Regions from separate parts of the Homo sapiens genome. Here region 2 is linked to region 1. A link is an interaction called in ENCODE POLR2A ChIA-PET data of the cell type or tissue named here. Cell type or tissue: OCI-LY7. All regions are shown on one strand.

Region 1 (4,000 bases):
AATCTTGTTCTGTCGCTCAGGCTGGAGTGCAGTGGCGCAATCTTGGCTCACTGCAACCTCCACCTCCCGGGTTCAAGAAATTCTCCTGCCTCAGCCTCCTGAGTAGCTGGGATTACAGGCACCCACCACCATGCCCCGCTAATTTTTGTATTTTTAGTACAGACAGAATTTCACCATGTTGATCAGGCTGGTCTAGAACTCCTGACTTCATTATCTGCCCCCCTCAGCCTCCCACAGTGCGGGGATTACAGGAGTGAGCCACTGCGCCTGGCCTCAAGGACTTTCTAGCTCTCCTTCCAGCATCCCAGATGTGTCCTACCTCGGGGCCTTTGCATAAGCTGTTCCCTTGGCCTGCACAGTCTTTCCTGAGGCTTGCTTTCCCATCCCTTTTCAGGGAGGCCTTCCCTGACCACTCTGTTCAAGATAGCACCCCTAGCTGGGGTGGTGGCTCATGCCTGCAATCCCAGTACTTTTTTTTTTTTTTTTTGAGAGGAGTCTCACTCTGTAGCCCAGGCTGCAGTGCAGTGGCATAATCTCGGCTCACAGCAACCTCTGCCTCCCAGATTCAAGCAATGCTCCTGCTTCAGCCTCCTAAGTAGCTGGGACTACAGGCACCCACCACCATGCCCGACTAATTTTTGGATTTTTAGTAGAGACGAGGTTTTGCCACATTGGCCAGGCTGGTCTCAAACCCCTGCCCTCAGCTGATCCACCGCCTTGGCCTCCCAAAGTGCTGGGATTACAGGCATGAGCCACCATGCCCGGCCTGCAATCCCAACACTTTGGGAGGCCAAGGCAGGAGGACGGCTTGAGCCCAGGCATTTGAGACCAGCCTGGGCAACATCACAAGACCCCAACACTACAAAAAAATTTTAAAATTAGCCCAAAGTGGTGGCGCACACCCGTAGTCCCAGCTGCTCAGGAGGCTGAGGTGGGAGGGTCCCTTGATCCCAGGAGTTGGTAGCTCCAGTGAGGCGTGATCACACCACTGCACTCCAGCCTGGGCAACAGAATGAGACCCTGTCTCTAAACCAATAAAAAAAAAGAGTCTGTAATCCCAGCTGTTAGGGAGGCAGAGGCAGGAGGAAAGCTTGAGCCCAGGATTTTGAGACCTTTCTGGGCAATATAGCGGAACCCCGTTCTCTAAAAAAAAAAAGAAAAGATGAAAATAGCACCGCTGTCCCTCGGGGCCCTGCTCTGCTGTATGTTCAAAGATCTTTCGCCACCCGGCAGAGCTTAGGGTTGGTTTTGTCGGCTTTTATCACTGTCAGGTTGCAACCTTCCTGCAGGTCAGGCCTTTGTTGTCTTCTCCGTCATATCTCCAGAGTGCAGAACAGTGCCTAGCACACATACACGTCATAGGTGCTCAATAAATAGATGCCAAATGAATACACTGAAGTGAGTCTTCCCAACAGCCCTATGAAGTCAAAAGTGTTCCTCTCCCGGCTGGGCGCGGTGGCTTATGCCTGTAATCCCAACATTTTGGGAAGGTGAGGCAGGTGGATCACTGAGTTCAGGAGTTCGAGACCAGCCTAACCAACATGGTGAAACCCTGTCTCTACTAAAAATGCAAAAATTAGCTGGGCGTGGTGGCGCACACCTGTAATCCCAGCTACTTGGAAGACTGTGGCAGGAGAATCGCTTGAACCCGGGAGGTGGAGGTTGCAGTGAGCCAAGATCGCGCCACTGCACTCCAGCCTGGATGACAGAGGGTGAGACCCTGTCTCAAAAAACAAACAAACAAATGAATGTTCCTCTCCCCATTTTCCAGAGGAAAAAAGTTCAGAGAGGTGACAGTACCTGCCCAAAACCACACAGCCTGAAAGAGGAGAAGTCAGCGTTGGAGTCTTTAAGGCCCCCAAACCATCTACTTATTTTTTTGTTGTTTCTTTGTTTGTTTGTTTTTCTTTTGAGATGGAGTTTCACTCTTGTTGCCCAGGCTGGAGTGAAATATTATGATCTCAGCTCACTGCAACCTCCGCCTCTGGGGTTCAAGCTAATTCTCCTGCCTCAGCCTCCTGAGTAGCTGGGATTACAGGCAGGTGCCACCACGCCTGGCAAATTTTGTATTTTTTAGTAGAGATGGGGTTTCTCCATGTTGGTCAGGCTGGTCTCGAACTCCCAACCTCAGGTGATCCGCCTGCCTCGGCCTCCCAAAGTGCTGGGATTACAGGGGTGAGCCACCGCGCCCGGCCTACTTATTTTTTAATAAGCCCTGTCCTGGCTTTCTTTTCTCCCTACGCTGCCACCCCAGGATTTTTGGGACCCTGGATTGCTGGGGAGAAGCAGATCTCTTAGTATCTCCGGCTGAGTACACACAGGCTTCGATCAATACTGAGCTGTCTTCAAACAAACAGCTCAGGAAGTCCGGGAACATTATTCGACCACAGCAAACAAGAGAGCCAGCAGGAAGCGGGGCGGTGGGGGGGAGGGTGGCGGTGAAACCAGCCAGGGAAGCTAAAAACAGATCCAACCTGCCGCCAAAAGCAAATGGAAACATTAGGAGGCACTCAGCCGGCTCCCAGAGGACAGTGATGGGGGACACAGCCAGGACAGCAGGCTGACAGGGACCTCGGGCCTGATGGTGACACCTTTGCCTAGGCCATACCCTCCGCCTCCCCCACCCTTTCCTCCTCTCCCCAAACCCTGCCTGATTAAAATTCCAGTCCACTCCCACCTAGTCTTTCATTCTTCAAAACATACCACAGAAGAGACAGCCTTGGGTTTGTTACTTCTCAGCAAGGCACTGTCATAACTTTTGTTGTTGTTGTTGTTGTTTGAGATGGAGTCTCACTTTGTCACCCAGGCTGGAGTGCAGTGGCACGATCTCAGCCCATTGCAACCTCCGCCTGCCAGGTTCAAGCGATTCTCCTGCCTCAGCCTCCCGAGTAGATGGGGTCACAGGTGCTCACCACCATGCCTGGCTAATTTTTGTATTTTTAGTAGAGACAGGGTTTCATCATGTTGGCCAGGCTGGTCTTGAACTCCTTACCTCCGGTCATCTGCCTGCCTCGGCCTTCTTAAGTGCTGGGACTACAGGAGTGGGCCCCGCCTGTCATAACTTTTGCTATGTGCCTGGCATTGCTTTTTTTTTTTTTTTAAGATGGGGTCTCTGTCTAGCGGAGTGTGGTGGCGTGCACCTGTAATCCCAGCTACTCAGGAGGCTGAGGCAGGAGAATCGCTTGAACCCAGGAGGCAGAGGTTGCAGTGAGCCAAGATAGCGCCATTGCACTCCAGCCTGGGCGACAGAGCAAGACTCCATCTCAAAAAAAAAAAATAGGGTCTCTGTCAGCCAGGCTGGAGTGCAGTGGTACAATCACAGCTCACTATAGCCTCAATCTTCTGGGCTCAAGTGATCCTCCCTCCTTAGCCCCCAGAGTAGCTGGGACTACAGGTGCCTGTCTCCACACCCGAATCATTTTTAAATTTTTTGAGCAGTGAGGCTGGGGCTGCTGTGGACACTGGATGTGATGGGACTGTGTCAGTGGTCAGTGTCACCGTGGTTGTGATCTGTGTATGGTGCTGTGGCCCCTGGGGTTGCTGTCTGCACGCTGCTGTTCTCCATCTGAGAAACCTCCCTTTAGGGGACGACACTGCCATTGAGCTGGATCTCATCACCCCACTGACCACTGAGGACCTCTCTGACCCTCAGTGTTTTCATGGGGAAAATGGGGACCAGCCTGACACAAGCCCCACAGGCTGGGTTTTTTTGTTTGTTTGTTTGTTTGTTTTAATGTTTTAATTTAATTAGAGACAGAGTCTCACCGTGTTGCCGAAGTTGGTCTCTAACTCCTGGGCTCAAGTCTCCCAAAGTGCTGGGATTGCTGGCATTAGCCACTTCGTCTAGCCTCCCCATGAGTTTTGATGAAGCCAGCAAGCTCAGTCATCTCTAACCTGAGTCATATCCCCTCCCTCACCTCTCAGAAATCTCCACTGGCAGCCAAGCGCGGTGGCTCACACGTGTAATCTCAGCACTTTGGGAGGCCGAGGTGGGCAAATC
Region 2 (4,000 bases), 130 kb before region 1:
ATAGTCTAGGAAACTGAACACAGAGAGGTTAAGTCACTTGTCCAAGTTCACACAGCTCCTAAAGGACAGAGATGGAATTTGAACCCATCCATCTGGTTCCAGAGCCAGGCTCGATATTTATGGATATTTCATAACCAAGTGAATAACTGGATGGCTAAATCCTTAGAAAGCACACCCTCCATCCCTGTCTGACACACGTGTATACCATTAAGGGAAATGGCACCCCCATGTAATAGCAGAGGCAGAACTTGACATTTTCAGGGCCCTGACACCCAGGCATGTCTTCTTCCCATGCTTCCCAGCATTATTCCTTCCTGACGACTTCCCCTCCTATTTCCCCAGGTACAGAGCATGCCAGCGCCTCAGCTAATGGGGTAAGTGCAGTGTTGGAGCTAAGGAGGGTGTGGGGTCTGCACGAACTACAGACCAGACGTCTTCAGATGCCCACGGCCCGGCCTCAGGAGCCTGGGTCTTTTCTCCTGGTGCCTCGAGCAGCATTTCCCAACCCTTCCTGCTGGGCGGAATCCCCTGTAGAGTTTGCTAAGACGCAGCCCCAGACAGTCTGGTCTGTGATGGGGCCAGGGAATCTGCATTTTAATATCCGCTCTCTCCCCCCTGCCCCACGCCCCTTCAATTCCACCCATGGCCACACCTTGAGAAGCACTGCCCTGGCTTCCAGGGAGAGAGGAGGGGACGGGCCTGCAGTTCTTTGCACATGGGGCTTCAGTGGGAAGATGTTTGATTTTGTTCAAAAGAGCCCCAAGGCTAAAATTTGAAAACCCTCTTCTAGCATGTCTCCTATTCAGCTGTGAGCAGAGAGAACAGCTCTTCCCAGGATCCACAGACAGAGGGCACAAGGTGACAGCGTCGGGACTGAGAGGGGAGAGAGACTGGAGCTGGCAAGGACGTGGGCCTCCAGAGTTGGACCCGACCCCAATGGATGAAGACCCCCTCCAAAGAGACCAGCCTCCCTCCCTGTGCCAGACCTCAAAACGACGGGGGCAGGTGCAAGTTCATAGGTCTCCAAGACCACCCTCCTTTCATTTGCTAGAAGGACTCACTAGACTCAGGAAAGCTGTTAGGCTCACAGTTACAGTTTATTACAGTAAAAGGACAGAGATTAAGATCAGCAAAGGGAGGAGGTGCACAGCACACGTTCCACGACAGATGAGGCGACGGCTTCCATCTGCCCTCTCCCAGTGGAGCCATATAGGCAGCACCTGATTCTCACAGCAACATGTGACAACATGCAAGAAGTACTGCCAATACTGCCAACCAGAGCAGCTCACTCGAGATCTTTGTGTCCAGAGTTTTTTGTTTGTCTTGAGACAGGGTCTGGCTCTGTTGGCAGACTAGAGTACAGTGGTGAGATCACAGTTCATTGCAGCCTTGACTTCTCAACGCCAAGTCATCCTCCCACCTCAGCCTCCTGAGTAGCTATGACTACAGGTATGTGCCACCACGTCTGGCTAATCTTTTTATTATTTGTAAAGTCGAGGTTTCCCTGTGTTGCCCAGGCTGGTCTTGAACTCTTGGCTCCAAGTGATACTTCTGCCTTGGCCTCCCAAAGTGCTGAATTAAGCAGCTCACCATCCACACGGCTGACCTCATACATCAAGCCAATACCGTGTGGCCCAAGACCCCCACCATAAATCACATCATTAGCATGAACCACCCAGAGTGGCCCAAGACTCCAAGATCAGCTACCAGGCAGGATATTCCAAGGGCTTAGAGATGAATGCCCAGGAGCTGAGGATAAAGGGCCCGATCTTTCTTTGGGCAAGGTTAAGCCTTTACTGCATAGCAGACCACACAGAAGGGTGTGGGCCACCAGAGAATTTTGGTAAAAATTTGGCCTCTGGCCTTGAGCTTCTAAATCTCTGTATCCGTCAGATCTCTGTGGTTACAAGAAACAGCCACTGACCCTGGTCACCAGAGGCTGCAATTCAGGCCGCAAGCAGCTGCCTGGGGGGTGTCCAAGGAGCAGAGAAAACTACTAGATGTGAACTTGAAGAAGGTTGTCAGCTGCAGCCACTTTCTGCCAGCATCTGCAGCCACTTTCTGCCAGCATCTGCAGCCAGCAAGCTGGGACTGGCAGGAAATAACCCACAAAAGAAGCAAATGCAATTTCCAACACAAGGGGGAAGGGATGCAGGGGGAGGCAGCGCTGCAGTTGCTCAGGACACGCTCCTATAGGACCAAGATGGATGCGACCCAAGACCCAGGAGGCCCAGCTGCTCAGTGCAACTGACAAGTTAAAAAGGTCTATGATCTTGAGGGCAGACAGCAGAATTCCTCTTATAAAGAAAACTGTTTGGGAAAATACGTTGAGGGAGAGAAGACCTTGGGCCAAGATGCTAAATGGGAATGCAAAGCTTGAGCTGCTCTGCAAGAGAAAATAAGCAGGACAGAGGATTTGCTCTGGACAGAGATGGAAGAGCCGGGAACAGAGAAGTGTGGGGAAGAGATAGGAACCAGCAGGATGGCAGGGGCAAAGGGCTCAAGGGTGAGGAGGCCAGTGGGACCCCACAGAGTTGGGGAGATAAAGGAACATTGGTTGCTTTGGTGGCACGTAAGCTCCTTGTCTGTCTCCAGCACCCAGAATCTCATTAAAGCTTATTTATTGTACCTCCAGCGGCTGTGTGCAATGGGGTCTTTTGTGGAAATCAAGGAGCAGACAGGTTTCATGTGTACTGTCACCACGTGGGATGGAACCAGAGGCATGGAAGCAAGACGCTAAATGAAGAGGGCCATAAGGGCTGGGATTCCCAGGCACCTTAGGAACAGCTTGTCTTTTTTTTTTTCCTCTCCAAAAAAAATGTTTAAGGGACGGTGTCTCCTGTCACCCAGGCTGGAGTGCAATGGCACGATCATAGCTCATTGCAGCCTCTAACTCCGGGGCTCAAGCAATCCTCCCACCTCAGCCTACCAAGTAGCTGTGACCACAGCTGCCCCTCACCATGCTAAGCTAATTTTTTTAATTAGATAGTACATAAACGTCCCAAAATTAGAAGATAAAAAGACATGAGGGATCCATTCTAATTTGTGTTTGGAGTGTAATGGTCCAGCTCCATTCTTCTGCACATGGATATCCAGTTTTACACAACACTGTGAATGTAATGAATGCCACTGAATCATACACTCAAAAATAGCTAAAATGGCAAATTGTCTGTTATCTCTTTTTAACCACCATTTTTGAAAATTAATTATACCAAAAAACCATTGAATAGTGCACTTTATTTATTTATTTATTTGTTTATTTATTTATTTATTTTAGAAATAAGAGTCTCACTTTGTTGCCCAGGCTGGAGTGCAGTGGCGTGATCATGGCTCATTGCAGCCTCGACCTGCTGGGCTCGGGCTATCCTTCCATCTCAGCCTCCCGAGTAGCTGGGACTATAGGTGGGCGCCACCCCACCTGGCTAAATCTCTTTTTAACTTTTGTAGAGATAGGCATCTCGCTATGTTGCCTAGGCTGGGCTGGAACTCCTGGGCTCAAGTGCTCCTCCTGCCTTGGCCTCCCAAAGCGCTAGGATTACAGATGTGAGCCACCGCGCCCACCCTGAACCTTACTTTTTTTGCTCAGTTTCTGGTAATTCAGAGAATGCCTCCTGAGTTGTTCTACACCCACCTCATATTCCATGGGAGGGCTGTACAGGGCTTTTTTAACGAGGCCTCTAAGGACAGGCATTTGTATCCTTTCCAGCCTTTCACTATTACAATGTTGTAGTGAATAACTTTACACACTGTCATTTATTTTACTTTTTTTTTTTTTTATTTTAGAGAAAGGAATCTTGCCATCTTGCCCAGGCTGGTCTCAAATTCCTGGGCCCAAACAATCCTCCCGCCTTGGCCTCCTAAAGTACTGGGATTTATAGGCATAAGCCACCGTGCCTGGCCAATGCACACTGTCATTTAGCTCATGTTAACACCTGAGTGTAGGACACACTCCTGGAGGTGGAATTGCTGGGCCAAAGAGTATGTTTCTTGTCATTGTGAT

The links. ChIA-PET counts read pairs that join two places held together with the same protein. Peaks named below come from ENCODE experiments on the same cell type or tissue, not always from the same donor. Only the 100,000 strongest peaks of a DNase experiment are listed, where the experiment ranks them.
Region 2: POLR2A ChIA-PET joins it to region 1 with 5 read pairs; 4 of 35 experiments call an interaction of 5 or more read pairs at or near these places.

What each region holds. Positions count from the first base shown.
Region 1 is chr19:44,794,490-44,798,489 of GRCh38, forward strand. All of the region lies in intron 9 of CBLC (Cbl proto-oncogene C), which reads left to right. Among named protein-coding and RNA genes, the nearest start is that of BCAM, 13 kb to the right of the region's middle. RefSeq lists a silencer at 3,810-4,000. In OCI-LY7, no CTCF peak of the experiment used is centred here; a DNase peak (open chromatin) is centred at 2,392; H3K27ac peaks cover 326 bases.
Region 2 is chr19:44,660,950-44,664,949 of GRCh38, forward strand. It overlaps PVR (PVR cell adhesion molecule), which reads left to right. Exons shown (of 8, transcript NM_006505.5): 7 at 343-374; 8 at 791-4,000. The coding sequence ends at 862. Among named protein-coding and RNA genes, the nearest start is that of CEACAM19, 8.5 kb to the right of the region's middle. In OCI-LY7, no CTCF peak of the experiment used is centred here; no DNase peak of the experiment used is centred here.